Regions from separate parts of the Homo sapiens genome. Here region 2 is linked to region 1. The links are chromatin loops, found by intact Hi-C in ENCODE. Cell type or tissue: prostate gland. All regions are shown on one strand.

Region 1 (8,000 bases):
AAAAGATATTGTAAAAGTAGTGCATTTAGGGTTTTTTTTTTCCTTTTTATTGAAAAGGGACAAAGACAAGTGGTCAAAACGTCATTTCATAATACTTAATTTTTACGAACTCTCCTGGCCCCAAGTGTCTGTGATTCAGTGAGGAAAGAGCTCTCCTTCATTCCTTTGACATGAATATATTGACTACCCATTGTTTACATAAGGCTGGGATGGCTGTGATCAAACCAACATCCACAGACATGGTACCTAGAGAAATAAAGCGCGGAAAGCCAAACCTATGGAAGAATAACAAATATTGCAATTCAAAAGTGAAAATCACTGTAGACTAGCTTCATTTTTCCATTTAACAACTATGTCTTGGCCACCTCTTTCTCTGCTAGCACTAGTCTAAATGCTGGAGGTCTTGAGGGCAGTTTGCTAAGTGATTTTAAAATACAACTTTAGCACCTGATTTTCTTTCTTTTCTTCACAGTCAGATTTTGGGCCAGAACCTAAGTGATAGATTTCTAGGCATTGTAATAGATAATGAAATGCATTATTACTTTTGAAGTTATGATAACCTGACAAGAAAAAAATGGATATTTTTATTATCTACATCTTACAGATGAGGAAACACTTTGTGCACTTTAAGTAACTTGCCCAGGCTCATAAACCAGTGTTGTTAGCTCAGCTACTTCAATAAAGGTCCTCTGATTTCAAATCTTATGAGTAAGAAGACTTAATATTCCACTAGTTACATAATGGCAGAATGGTTCTGATTTTGTATTCAGTGCAGTAAAGTTAAATATGCTGTTAAAAAATTTAGTGTCCACAAATTACCTTCAATGCGATTAATGTTTGTTTTGAAATTACCTACCAGTTATCATTGTTAAACTCTGTGGTATTTTTTTTCTTTGTGTGTGTTTTATGAGTTAGCATTATTTTATAGAAAGATTTAGGGATTTATTATTTATATTATTTATATTACTATTATTTAGATTATTCTGACAGTCTTCTGTGTCCTCAGACAAGTTAGCAGAGCACAGATATAATACATTAGTCAGAATTTTTCCATTTCCGTGTTCAGATTAATCTTAGAATAATTTTTACCTGTCTTTGTTAACAGGTATTATGCTTTTAACTTCTTAACTCCTAGTACATGAGTAAAAGGTAGTAATCATGACATAGCCAAATGACAGAGTGCTTGTATTTGCCACAAAGCATGTAGTTCCTTGTAAATCCTTGAGAAAGGTAAATTATCTCTCTCTCTTTTTTTGAGATGGAGTCTCGCTCCGTCGCCAGGCTGGAGTGCAGTGGCGTGATCTTGGCTCACCGCAACCTCCCCCTCCTGGGTTCAGGTGATTCTCCTGCCTCAGCCTCCTGAGTAGCTGGGAGTACAGGTGTGCGCCACCACACCCGGCTAAGTTTTGTATTTTTAGTAGAGATGGGTTTCACCGTGTTGGCCAGGATAGTCTCCAACTCCTGACCTCGTGATCTGCCCACCTTGGCCTCCCAAAGTGCTGGGATTACAGGTGTGAGCCACTGCACCCAGCAGTTTCTAGCTGTTGTTTTCATGTCCGTATTTTCTTTCCTGTAGATAGCACCTATCGGAATCTTTAATTTTGAAGTTGAAATACATAGGTATGCTTCTAGCTTAGGGTCATTCCCCGGGGATTATTATACTTCTTTAAGATCTCTATTCTTTAAGATAGAGATGTCTTCTGGTTTACCTCTGGACATTTTGTGTGTAAATTTTATGTTCAGCCAACCAAAGGGCCCAGGGGTTAGTAGCGTTATTTTGTTCTCTGCTTTAGAGGACAAGGGTTCAAGTTCCAGATCTGCCATTTGCTGTTAGTGTAAACTTTAGTAAATTAACTTTCTGAACCTGTTTTCTCACCCTGAAAATTAGGATACATTATTTATTTTTCTATTTTCCTGCATTTTGGGAGGATCAAATGAGATCTACAAAAAATATTTTCTTAACTGCCAAGTGCTATAGAAATATTGGATATCAGTGTTTTTTTCATCTACCATAATGATTGTTATTTTCCTAATACCTGAGCCTTAACAATATATTTTCCATTTATACTACCCTTATAAATTGAAGTTTTTAATTTCAGATTTTCTATAAAGATAAGAAAGTCAATTTGTTTTCATGTTAGCTTTAATATCCATTAAGCCTTTTGTTTTCTAGTCCTAAAACAATAAAAATGGGGCCTTATGCCAATCAGTACTGTCCTTGATTTTAAATGATGCGAAAAAAATACAAACTCCTTTAATAGAGAGTCTTTTAACCAGATGGATAGGTGATACATAGGTATTAGCATCTCACAGTTGCAAAGTATCTTCTGTTGCATTTGCATAGGATATATCAGGAAAGGGTGTGGGATGAGGAGAGTAGACTATTTTTATTATTATAGGGTTGGGAAGGAGTAGTTCCATCTCTGCCTGTGATATCAAAGGGCTGGATGACACTGGAGAACTCATTTCTCACCTTGACCTATTCATCCGTCTTTAAAATACCAAAGATGTTAAGTTGGTGATCTCCAAAGCTCTTTCCAGTTTTAGACTTTGCTGCATCTGAAATGAATATCAAGAGAGTACAGGAGAATTATACTTGAACTGAAAATAATAATAAACTTGGAGAAGTTTTCTTTCTGAGTCTTAGAGAACTATAAAGATATAAAAGGTAAATAAACACAATCCTTTCTTCCTTGTCTATGTGGGTAAGTGATTAGAACTAGGAACTATGAAACTAAAGTGAAATGTGGCTTAGTTTTTTCCTTATGCATACTTGGGAAAATAATATTTTGTCAATAAATACTTTGCATGTAATATGCATATATAATAATTTCTTGAATTACCTTACACATAAAATGTCACAGCCATTCCCTGGGCTTGGTATTTTTAGTCTGCATGTTGCTAAAATCAGCTATAAATTTCAGTCTATCAAGGTAGTCCAATAGAACCTCAATAGTTGTTATGAGGTAAGAATAACTCTTTGTACCAAAATCTATCTAGGATGTTAGGATGTTGCAAGAATAGAAAATTACAAACCATTATACCTCGTGAATGAGCACATAGATACAGAAAGCTTTAGAAAAACACTAGAAAACAGAACTGAATATTATTTTTAAAAAGGTAATCATAATGCATTATGACCAAGTAAATCAGGAAAAAGGCAAGGATGTACACTCTTATGACTTTTCTATTCAACTTTGTAATCAATGCCATAAGACGAGAAAAAATAAATAAAAGACATAATGATTGGAAAGGAAGAAGTACAACTGCCTTTGTTTACAGACACTGTAATTGTGTATGTACAAGATCTAATGAAATATACAAAAAGATTGCTAGGACAAAGAGTGAATTTAGCAAGGGACAAGATACAAGGGTAGTAGTAAAAATAATTTATGGTATTTCTGTATACTAACAGAAAAACTGGAAAAGTATCTATATATCAACAGAAAAACAATACCATTTAAAATAGCATCAAAAAGCATAAAATATGAACAAATTTGTTTAAAGATATAAAGGAGCTCTATAGTGAAATTTGTAAAATATTGCTGAGAGAGATTATAGAAGTCTTAAGACAGAGGTATACCATGGGATGGGCCCAGGAATCTTTACAGCCCCCCAGGATGCTTTGAAACAGAAGCCTGGTTGAAGAATAGGGTAGCATGATTTTTAATTCTTCGATAGTATTTTGTACCTAACCAATTAATCTTAATATATCCAAGTCCTCTCTCCCTTCGTCTCTGCCTCTCTCTCTCTCTCTCTCTCTCACGCTCTCTCTCTCTCTCTGCCCTGATCATTTGTACTTATTCTTGCCATCCTTACTGGACTGTGAGCTCTTACAGGGTCAAGATCATAGGATCATGTTTTCTTTGTCTTCATCTTCTCAGCATCCGACAGTCCCTGGGCACATAGCACTGAGTGTGCTGTCTGTATAGGATCACTGCCCTTTTGCTGGTGTTATCTTCAGATCATTCTTTATGATTATCATCAAATTATTAAAAGGTAGCTTTTTAGGAACTTACATTTTAGGTAAAATGTACTTTTCCCCTATTACATTAGTCTCATTGAATTTTAATCATTATTTTTAGTTATCTTGATCCAGCTTTGAAGAGTAATCATTTCTGTTCTTTAAATTTGTATACCACTTTACTATCACAAAACTCTTTCACAAAGAGTATTTTTTATGCTCATCCCAACAATTCCATGTGGTAGGCAGGACAGATTTGTACTGTTTTGGTTTTAGGTTGTTTTGTTTTCTGTTTTGGGTTGTTTTGTTTTGTTTTAGCATTTTAAGAGAAGGAAAGGCTCAGGGGAGGCTGAGAAAAGTTAAACTCTTGCTCAGAGTGTCATAGCTAGTAAATAGGAAAGTGGGATCTGAACTTGTGTCTTTTTATTTCAAATTCAGTTTTCTTTACTGTACCACACCAGTCACTACCATCTTAGCTGAGACACTTGCCTTTTTTGGGTGAAGACAGCATGTCATCAGCATAATGTCAGCACTCTGTAACCTTTATTTCCTGCATGGCCATACCCTGCTTTTGGGACTGAGAGCCGGCTACGACGTATACCTGTAATAGGAATAAAGATAGAACGTTAATTTCCTTGTAGGTTTCTTGGTTCCTTTACAACTTTTTAAATTTAGCTTGAATTTAGTTTTGTTATGAATTAATTATTCCATTGTTTGTTCACTTGTTCATTTTTAAAAATCTATTAAGCAAATGATTATTGAACATCTCCTTTGTACATCTCAGGCTTAGAATAAGATTGGGACTGAGCCATCACATTATTCACAGTTAGTGAGGGAAACAGATAAGAAATTAATTGTTATAATAGTTAAGACAAAAGTACAGACTTCATCGTGAAATATTTGGACCAAACGTAAGAATCAAACATTAATGCTGCTGACAGATTGGGAGTACAATAGTGTATATGGGAAGCCAGGCTGGGGGGCTGATGCAGGAAATGATAACCAAATTGTTCTCTGTCCTGAGCCAGGTTGAAGGACACATTGAAATAGCCAGGAGTGTTTTGTAGCCTGTTCAGTGCAGGCCTAGGTTGGATTATCAGAACAATGGACTGACCCTTCCCCAAATTTAATTTAAAACATTTAAATCAGATTTTCTACAAAGTTTTCTATTAAAAATTAATAAAAAATTTAAAATAACACAAATATCTATATGTAGAGAGAGATGATTGTGTTTAAATTCATTATTAACATCTGTAATGAGGATGATTTATGGTCACTACAATAAATGCTTTATTCAGAGATGTTTTTGGTCTTGTTCGTGGCTGTGTCTGGCCCAGAATAGGTACTCAATACATCTTTATTGGATTTTAATACATTTAAAGGGATTTAAAAATTAAATATAGATAGATGGCAATGATTGAGTTTGCCACAGAAGTGTTTTTAATATATTCATATGGTTCTGACCTAAGTATCCTATTTTTAAAAATTATAAACTAAGCATTTTTCAAATAGACAAAGAAGCTGATGAATATTTGTATTATTACAAGTTAAATGTGGATTGTTATATAATTATAGAATGTTAAGAATGGAAGAGCTTTACAAATTATCTAGTCCCACCCTAAAATTAATGTAAATAGTTAGATAATATTTTTATATGACTCAAAAATGTTTAAAAAGATATACATTGAAAAAAATCTCACTCCCATCCCATGTCTTTCTACTCCATTCCCTTTCCGGTTCTCTATAGACAGTCACTTTTATTAGTTTCTTATGTATCTTTCCAGGATTTCTTTATGCAAATGCGAGTATATGTTCTCATTTATTCTCTTCCTTCCACAGAAGGTGGCATACTATATACACTACTCTGCATCTCAGTGTTTTTACTTAACAATGCATCTTGGCAATCTTTTCATACCACTACGTAGCTCCCTCTTCTTTTTTTTTTTTTTTTCACAATGCCTATTAGTCTATTATGTGTTGTATCATAGCTTCTTAAATCACCCTTTGTAGGGGAATGATTTATGATAGCCAGTCTTTGGCTATCATAAACAGTGCTGCAAGTGAATAACCTTGTAAATGCATTGTTTCCTCTGTATGCTGATATTATTTATAGGACCAGTTCCCAGTGGTAGGATTGCCAGGTCAACGGAAATGCATTTGTAATTTTGATGGCAAATTTCCTCCATAGCAGTCCCGTCATTTTATAGGTGAGGAAACTGAGGCATTGGTAGTTAAGTCAACCACTGGGAGTGGCAAAGCCAGGACATATATCCAGGAGGCATTTCTAGACCAAGTCTGGGTCAGGTGCCTTTCCTCCATGCCCCTACACTAGCCTATACCTTCCCTGGCAGAGCCTTCATCATAGGTTTTGTAACTGTTGGCTTACTTTCCTGTCTTTCTTCTACACTATAAGTTCTCTGAGTGAGGGCAGGGCCCATGTCTACATGCTCACCATTGTAGGTCTAATACCTAGCACAGGGGCTAGTACAGAGTTGGTGCTTGATAAATATTTGTTGAATAAATGGAGACAAGCGAAGCCTTCTATTCATAGTCCAGTACTCATTATATTCCATCTCACACCTTTACACTCAACGTAAAAAAACAAACAAACAAAAACATACCAGCCAGACAAATAAATGTAGGATATGGAGAGATATCTATTTAGAGCTGTTCATGTGAAAAAGATTTGGGGTATTTAGGGTTCTTATGAAAAGATTTGGTACTCAGCTGTCCAAAAATCTCATGTAAAACAAGGTTTCATTAATGGAAATGCTGTTTCAAGAACAAAGGACGTAATAATTCCGACAGCTGTCTCTGAGGTTTTAAGTAGTATAATCCTGGGTGTTGCATCCTAAGAGGCTTGGAGGTGAAGAAGAGAACCAACAATGGAAGGTGATCAGGCTTGTGAGCAATCTGAATTTCTACCAAGTACTCTCTGTAGTCCAAAATAGACATTAGTGGCCTCTCTTTATAGATGAGAAATCTGAGGACCAGGGAACTTAAATATTTCTAAGAGTCAAACATTAAGTAGTTGAATTTGGATTCAAATCTGGATTAGCTTCAAACCATAGTCTGTCCTCTTACTCCCTGTACTCGTTGTCTTTCCCTACATTGTTCACAATGGGAAAGGGACTCTTAATAGGTCTGGCCAGGCTCCTGTTGGTTCAGGGCTAGATTGGTTTGAATCTAGTAGTCCTCACAACCGAGTGAGCAGGATAGATGGGGCCTAACAGGAAAGTCTTCAGACAAAGCAAAGTTTGAATGGCTGACATCTGTCTAAAATGCCATTGTTTTAAAAAGTGAATTGTGCACGAGTTGTGCAAAGCTTGGAAACCTATTGTCATACATTTAGACCCTCATTTAGAAATAGGAAAGTTACAACAATTTTAGGTATTGTTGATCAGCAAAAAAAAAAAAAACCATATTAAGCTATGGTGGAGAAAATAAAGGACAGCTCTCTCATCTTAGCGGGAGTGAGGTTGAGGGAAGGTACAGAAAGAATATGAGATGTCCTAGGCTTTGGTGTGAGCATGGGGTTGAAGCAAATAATTACCAAATCCTTTCACTTCGATTGTCACTAAACCAGCTCTCCAGTGCTCTTCATAACCATTTCCATATATCTGTGGTTTACATAGTTGCCATTTTTTCAGTAGTATAGAACATTCCATTATGTTAACATGTCATAGTTTTGTCAGCCATTCTCATACTATTAGCTGTTTAAATTCTTCTTCCTTTCCTCTCTTCTTACCCTCCCCCACTCCCTTCCTTCTTCCCTTCCTCCCTCACTCCTTCATTTTCTCTTTTATTTTTTAATAGGGCTGCTGAGAACATCTTGCACTAATTTCTTTCTTCCTTTGGATTATTTCTTTGAACTAATTCCCCAGAGTAGAATTATTGGGCCAAAGGATAAGGAGAGCTTGTTACATATTTTAGGTTGCATTCAGGAAAGATTAGACCAACTTACAGGATTCCCAACAATATGAAAATGTATCTCCATGCTTAATCAAGACTCTGTTTTCTGTGGGTTGGGATAGGC
Region 2 (8,000 bases), 58 kb after region 1:
GATAGAACTCTCATTAAACAGATTAAGAACTTTTAAAAACATTATTTAGATTTTTTTTCCTCCCCTTAATTTTTTGTTTTAAAGAAGAAAGGACAAGTAGCAAGAAATACATTAAAAAGTTATAATTTTTCCCTTTAGGAAAATCTTTTTTTTTTTTTGGAGACGGAGTCTCACTCTGTCCCCCAGGCTGGAATGCAGTGGCACGATCTTGGCTCACTGCAAGCTCTGCCTCCCAGGTTCATGCCATTCTCCTGCCTCAGCCTCCCGAGTAGCTGGGACTACAGGCGCCCGCCACCACGCCCGGCTAATTTTTTGTATTTTTAATAGAGACGGGGTTTCACTGTGTTAGCCAGGATGGTCTCGATCTCCTGACCTCGTGATCCACCCGTCTCGGCCTCCCAAAGTGCTGGGATAACAGGCGTGAGCCACTGCGCCCGGCCTCCCTTTAGGAAATTATTTTAGTAATAGGACACATGTCTCAACGTGGATGTTGTACTCATTTTGTTTTGTGATATGGTCCAGTGCATTCTTGGACATCTGGCATCCATGGTCCTTGCCTGCTGGATGAATGACCCCTTAGTGATTGAGACCACTTAATATACCTCCCTACATTTCATACACCCCCTAATGGGATATTATCACTCCAACTGAAAAGGAAGGTAATACCTTCTTTTCCTTTGAGTTCCAAATTGTAGACTGAACACCTTGTTCAAGGTTGAGAATCTTATTTCAGTTCTTAGAAGAGATTTCTAGGAATGCCAGAAATACTTTACTCTTATTCTGTGGTTGTCAGGTCCATTACTTTCAGATCAAGATCTCATCTCTTGGAATACTGTGTACCGCAGAAACAGTATCGCATTGCTCAGTCTGGCACACTTTAGGTTTGGCTCTCCCACTCCCTGGCCCCTTCCCTGATGTGATGCCCTTTGAATGGGCTCCTCAGAGGCATGTGCTTTGGTGCCACAATAAGGTAACCAGGACTGTTTATTAAGCTTATGCATTTTTTCAAGTGCAGGCAGCCCCCCACTAATAAGTTGCATTCCAAATTGTATGTGTAGGTTGGTTATTTGGACTCTGGAACGTGTTTTGCCATGGAAACCATTTAGTACATAGTTGGGTTACCAAGGAAACTGGATGTACTGAAGGAGTCCATCAAGCCATAGTGCCTGCTACATGCAGAACCACATTTTGGGGGACAGAACCCAATCCTTTTTCTTTCTTTTTTTGTAGCTGTCAGTTGGGCAGCTCGCCTTGTTGGAGGATGGGCCAGGAGCTAGCAGTGATCTAGCTGCAGCAGATTGGACCTGCTCAGTTCACCCAGTACAAGTCCATATACCAGGAGGGCCCAAAAGTCAAGTCAGATCTCTCTGTAACAGACATGCAGGGCAAACAAGAGCTGTACTGTCACTCACTTCTGGATCGTTACCTGGAACAGCACTAAGCAACTTTTCCTCCTTGCTTATGAAACCCAGTCCACATCCCAGAGCCAGGAGAGCTGGAGCCAGAGTGAGCACAGTGCACACAAAGTGCTTGCCTTTGTTCCTCGTGTTCTCAAATATCCTTGCAATAAATGATCATCTCTCCAAGTAGTCTGTGTGGACCCAGTATCACGCAGGAAAAGCCGACCAGCTCAAACTGGGTGTGGGGCTTGTCCACAAAAGCTTATGGCCCCATGATCTAGGTTCCTTATTAATAGCAATGCATTTTCCTGTTATAGAATATGTCACTCATCACAGTAAAGAGAGAATGCTAAGCCCATTGTACTATTCCAAAGACAAGGAATGGAAATGGTAACAGCATTATTACTGTAGTGTTTTTATTGTATTTTAAAAAAATTAAGCCGAGTATAACTTAAATGTTTCTTGTGCCTGTTTATAACCAGTGCTGCCCTGTTCCCTTGGTATAATGGATGGTAGTCTACACACTGAGTACTGGGTACGAAGACTCAGCTCCTTGGTGTTACTTCCTTGGAACCTTCACCTGGTGTCCTAATCAGAGTGATGGCCTTCATTCCCCCGTCTTGTTGTCACCCTTTGGGGCTTCCTTAGTTTAGTCCTTTGTTTCCTATCTTTGTATATTTGCACAATCACAGTAGTTTAACTTTACATTTATATTGTGCTTTCTACTTTACAAGGCACATTCTCTTTGCAAGCTAGATAGGGCCGGCATTGTCATCTCTGTTTTCCAGAGTTAAAATGAATACTCAGGCATTTTAAAGGACTTGCCAAACTTTCACATCCACTGGCAGCAGATCTGGAGGTAGAACACAGGGTTTCCAGGGCCCGGTTTTCCTGCGCTCTTTCCACCGTATCACTCCACACGCCTGTACAGTTGCCACTTCCTTTAGCTCTGCTTATTTCTTGATGGGTGGTTGTTAGCTGTCTTGGGATTTTACTCAGTGCTGAACATCTCTAGTAGGGTAGTAGCCTTCCTTCTCTGGCTGCTTTAGTCAGTGTCCCTGGCACTTTGGCCCTAGCATGTACCTCTCGCTTCAGCAAATTGGCATCTTGGGACAAGCTCCTGCCATAGTGTATTTATTAGTGAATTGGTACCTTTGCATATTTTATACATTGAATTAATGCCTCCAGGTATTCATCTTGATGGTTAAAATCATATTTTGTTTTACATAGTATCTTTTCATCAGAAGTATATATTATCTTCCATTATATAGGGGAGACTAACTGGTTAAATTACTTGTCTCGAATCTTAACCATAACAGCAGAAGAGAGAAGGAAACTAATTTCTATGAGGAGCTCATGCAAACCAGACACTGTACTAGGTGCTTTGCATATAGAATCTCATTTCATCCTTGCAAAAACCTTGTGGAGTAGGCGATGTTTTACATTTTACAAGTGAAGACACTCTAGTTCAGACAAGCTAAGTCTGTCTGTAGTTCAGACAAGCTACCCTGCAAGTGAAAAGTAGAGGGAATATTACAATCTAGCCTTCTCTGATTCCAAGTCTCATGTTCTATCTGCTGTCCCACATGGCTTCCTCTTGCCCTTTGCAGGGTATCTTACAGTAATAAAGAAAAGAATGCCTTGGATACATGGCAATACAGAGGGGAGGGGGAAAAAGCTGGAGTACTGCCATCTCCTTTTCCTGACAACAGCCAGAAAAGAGAGAACTCACTCCCTTGTCTTTCCTCTAAAGATCATGGAACTGTTGACACATGTTCTGATAGAAGTTTGAACTTGTAACTAAGTGGAACTAAGGTAAACTAAATGGGGCAATCTGTAAGTATTTTAGTGGCTCTTGAAGGAGGACCAGTTCGTAGACATCACCCTCTCCTGAGCAGTTAGAAAGCTGCTTGGAAAGAGCTGTGCTTCTCTCTTGGAAAGACCGTGAGACTAGGGAAGAGCGCCAGCCAGTGAAGTCAGGACTTCTGTGTTCTGGCGCTGGTTTCTACCTCTCACTCTAGCCAGGTGACCCGAGGCTGGTAAGTCACTTCACTTCTCTGGATTCCTCCACTTGTAAAACATGAGAAGTGAACTGGATGGTCCTCCCAGCAACTGCAGTTTCATTCTTTATCTTTAAAGAAATGTATTTTTTAAAAAAAACAATGTGAGAATGATGAAAAGCTTCTCGCTACTCAATGTCCTTGCCAATGATAGTTTGATAGGGAACCTAAAGTTAATAGCTCCCACAGCTCTGACTCTTTAAGGAAATTAAGAGGCCAGAAGGCAGCGTTCTAATCAGATTTGTGGGTAAGATGGTTATCGATAGTAGTTAATGATGGATGAAGTGCACTGAGGCTCTTAAAAGATACTTAGGATTTTTGACTTTACTCTGTAGGTTCTAAAGTAAACATATATGAGGTTTTTAATTTCTCAGATACTATACCTGCAGCTCTTTTTGCTGACTCAAGATGATTTTTGGTACCTGTTTTATGCCTACATGCTCCAGCCAGACCAGCTCCTCTTGAGGCATTGAATACCTAGGAAAAAAGAACAAAGGAGGCTGGATGTGGTGGCTTATGCTTGTAATCCCAGCACTTTGGGAGGCCAAGGCAGGTGGATCACCCGAGGTCAGGAGTTCGAGAGCAGCCTGACCAACATGCAACCCCATCTCTACTAAAAATACAAAAAATTAGCCAGGTGTGGTGGCAAGCACCTGTAATCCCAGCTGTCCAGAAGACTGAGGCAGAAGAATCGCTTGAAACCCACCAGGAGGCAGAAGTTGCAGTGAGCCGAGATCGCGCCATTGCACTCCAGCCTTGGCGACAAGAGCAAAACTCCATCTCAAAAAAAAGAAAAGAAAAGAAAAGAAAAAAGCATCCCTTCCCTCTCTACAGTGAAGTTTTTCTACAGTAATTCTTCAATAGTGAGTTAAAACTAATTACTAATACAAGCATGAGAATAACAATAAATTAGAGCAAGATAGTTGGAAATGCTTTGATAACATTTGGTCCCTTTCTTAAAATTAAAACTTTTAGCATTTGCTACCTATCTACCTCTGGATTTCCCTAAATAGAAAATTCAATTCAAATCTTTTCTTGGAGAGAAGAGTTTCCAGGTCTTTCTTGAGATATCCAACCCCTTTTGGTAGTCTTCACACACAGATTTTCCCCCACTGTTCGTGGGCACTGACACCTCACCAGAGAGTGGGCAGGTTTGCATGGGGTGACAACTGGATTATTTACATGGCACTGTGAATAAGTGATAAGCCTAGTTCTGCAGGGGGCTGTTTTTATTTCAAAGGATGATTTAAATCTACCATGTTAGAATATGTAAGAATAAACTCAGGTGGAGATGCTTTCCTGAGGCCTTTAAGCTATAACATTCTGTCTATAGCACCCCTTTTCTATCCCCCAAAGAGCCACATCTGAAATTTAGCAATCCATTTCTTCAAGATTTCAAACTTGCCTTAAACAATTGAGAATGAAGAGCCATGTGCCTCTAAGAGCTTTGACCACAGCCCCTCTGCCCTGGGCCTCCCAGAATTTCCACACCAGATCAACAGGGCTGTGGAGTTTTCAGGGCCACTGCTATCCTCTGGCAGCTTCTCAGCTCTTGCTGGTGGCCTCAGTACCAGCTTTGATTTCTCTCTAGGTCAACCCTTTCCCAGGGAAGAGTTCCCTCAACTTCAAGGGATCTTTCTCCTCCTCCAAGTCTAACCTCCGCCTTTTTTGGGTTTGGCGCAGGGAGGGGAAATTGCAGGAGCTGATAACGGGAAGGAGGAGCTGGGAGTCTTCCTCGGTTTTACTGTGAAGGTGTCTTGGGTAAGTGGCTGGGGAGACAGGAATGGGCACAGGGGATGAACTGGAGAGAGCTCAGGATGAATGACACTGCTCACCCATTCTGAAATCATGCTACTCCACCAACAGAAATACTGGTATTTTGGTTATAAAAATAGTACAATACCTGAATACCAAAGCCAATGTTGTAGTCACTGGGAAATTTCTCCTGCTGAGTTAAGGAAGGGAAGACTTCACAGAAGAGGTGTGATTTGAGCTGAGTCTTAAAGGATGGTCATCGGCTACTAGGCATTGAGCCCTAAGTACAGATCCAGTTCATTTCGCTGGTGATTATACCAGGAGTTTTATAGGAAGTTTATATGCTTTTTCTTGCCAGTGGTTCAGTCTTTAATTTAGTTGGGGGCTGGGGTTGGGTAGATAGTTCTTCTGTTGTTCTGCAAAGCCATCCTCTTCATTTAGCTATATCTCTTGTATCCCTATTTGTCTTTGTAATAAAACCCTGTGGTAATCACTTGAGCAGTTTTATGTGTTATTCTTAGTGAGTAACACTTTGATACATTAACACCTCATAGCATTTCACTTGGAGTTGTTTTTTTTCTCCCCCATGACTTTAGCATTTAAGAATGCAAAGACGTATTAGGATTTCAGATCCTGTTCCTTGGATGTTCCTCCTTACAGAAGCTTATTCATAAATGGCTTATTTTTGCTTATGTATTTTACTTAATAGGCCTTAAATTGGTCCACTGTTTGCCACATCTGTTTTCTAAGCTGCTAGTTGGTGTATTTGAAAATACAAAATGTATAACAACCACTTTTGCTATCTAAAGTCTTTTCTTCTGCCTTACTTTGTTCATATACATATAGATTTCTTGACATTGCATTTTTGAAACATTTTCTCAATTCAACTTGTCTTTGGTCAAAACTTTGGAACTAGTAGTCCAAATCTTAGCCTCTTAAGTTGCTGCTTTATAGAAACTGTGGTAAAAATTAATACATTACACTTGGTATTGCTGTCTTTGAGACCTCTAAATTTTTGTTGAATGTGTTGAATCAGAATTTTGCTATTTTATTAGCAGGCTTCCTGGAACCCCAAAGCAGTGCTTCTCAAGAATGTTGTCAGTGGACCACCTGCATCAGCCTTGGGAACTTGTTAACAGTGTAGACTCCTTGAACCCATGCCAGACCTACCAAATCAGAATTTTAGGGGCTCAGAAATCTGCATTTTCACCAGCTTCATAGGTAGTTGAACACACACTAAACTTTAGGAATATCTGTCTTGAAGTTGGTTAAGTACTGATTTATTTAGGAGTTACTACCTAATTTTCTCCGGGACATGCACGATTGAGTTTTTGGTTTTTCTGTGGTCTATCTTGATTTGAATTCTGTAAAGAATACCCTTAGGGGAAAGAGTAGGGTCATATTTTTCTTAGTATTCAGCAGAGTTGCACAGAAAGTTGGACTCCAGCAATATTATCAAAGCCCAAGTCACTGTGCCTGCTTCTGCCTATTGTGTGTGGCTCTTTGGAGTTACACAAGGACAATAGACTGACATGTGATGCTTGGAAATCACCTTCCTGGGTCGTAGATCACTACTGAGTACATTAGACATTAGCATATAGCTCACCTAAGCTCTGGAGCCTTATAATAATAGTAATTAACATAATGATACTTTGTACTTCTCAAGTGTCTTAAAACTGAAGGCCTTAAAGTGCCATATTAAACAAAATAGGCAACACCTTGGCAAGAGAGGTCAGTTTTAAGTTCCTCATTTTATGAATTCAAAACCTGAAGCTGAATATGGAAGTTTAGCTTAGAGACTTCTTTTGGATAATGACACATTCAACTTGGAGAAACACGAATATTTCAAAGGAAACATTTCTGATTTTAGGGGAACAGGGGAGTGGTGGTGGTAAGGTGGTTGCTATTTTGGCATTGCAGGGTATATCCTGAGTGAAAACAGCCACATTTGGTTACTTTAATTAATGCCTTTAATAAGTAGAGGTGTTAGGCTGGAAAGCATTATTTTTCTTACATTTCTGTGTATGAAATCTTATATTCCTTCTGGTGCCTTCATTTGCCTTTCCTTTCCTTGCCCTTCTTTATGTATTTTTTTAAATCATTCATAGACTCAGAGAATGTTCAAAACAGCAGCAACAACAGCAAACTTCTAGCTAGAAGAGTCGTTAAAAATCATATAATCAGGTCCTTTTGTTTCACAGGACAAGATACTTGAGAATAGAAAAGGTTAAATAAAAGATTTCTTCAAAATGGCTCAGAAAATGTGGCTATGGGAGATATGTCAACAGTGTAACTATTAACAGAGTTTGTATATTTGTGTTCTTTTTGTCTTTTCTTAAGTAAACAAGTATATGAATACACTTTATAGTTGAGAATCAGTCTTTCACAGACCCTGTTTTGTATCTCCGTGCTATTCCTACCTTTTAAATTTTATTCCATTTGCTTTATCTGTATTCTTCCTGTATCTCTCTTCTCTCTCTTTTGCTTCTGTAAACTAATACCTTTGCAACCTAAGTAACTTAACATTACAGAAAAATAAAATTGAAGTTTTAAAAAATCTTGAAGGTCGGCACCTCAGAAAAGGCAGGCTAAATTAAAAGATAAAGAAAAAAGTACTTGGAGACTTCTGGAATATTTGAGTTCTTTTTAAAAACTACCTCAACAGCTGTAGAAGTAGATAGTTCTTTATTATCACAATCTTTACCCTCCGTTTGCTCAGCTGCAAGTATATGTTTAACTAGCACAACTCAAATGGATGATTTATGGTGGCTTTTGCCTTACAAAT

Evidence for each region. Peaks named below come from ENCODE experiments on the same cell type or tissue, not always from the same donor. Only the 100,000 strongest peaks of a DNase experiment are listed, where the experiment ranks them.
Region 2: a loop joins it to region 1, with 3 times the contacts of the local background. A loop is called at or near these places in 4 of 110 quality-filtered maps.

What each region holds. Positions count from the first base shown.
Region 1 is chr2:28,089,009-28,097,008 of GRCh38, forward strand. All of the region lies in intron 6 of BABAM2 (BRISC and BRCA1 A complex member 2), which reads left to right. Among named protein-coding and RNA genes, the nearest start is that of MIR4263, 97 kb to the left of the region's middle. In prostate gland, no CTCF peak of the experiment used is centred here; no DNase peak of the experiment used is centred here.
Region 2 is chr2:28,147,333-28,155,332 of GRCh38, forward strand. The region is part of intron 7 of BABAM2 (BRISC and BRCA1 A complex member 2); the gene reads left to right. It overlaps LOC100505736 (a long non-coding RNA gene), which reads right to left. Exons shown (of 3, transcript NR_120504.1): 2 at 3,844-3,937; 3 at 1,223-2,908. Among named protein-coding and RNA genes, the nearest start is that of MIR4263, 150 kb to the left of the region's middle. In prostate gland, no CTCF peak of the experiment used is centred here; DNase peaks (open chromatin) are centred at 1,489 and 3,399; H3K27ac peaks cover 2,760 bases.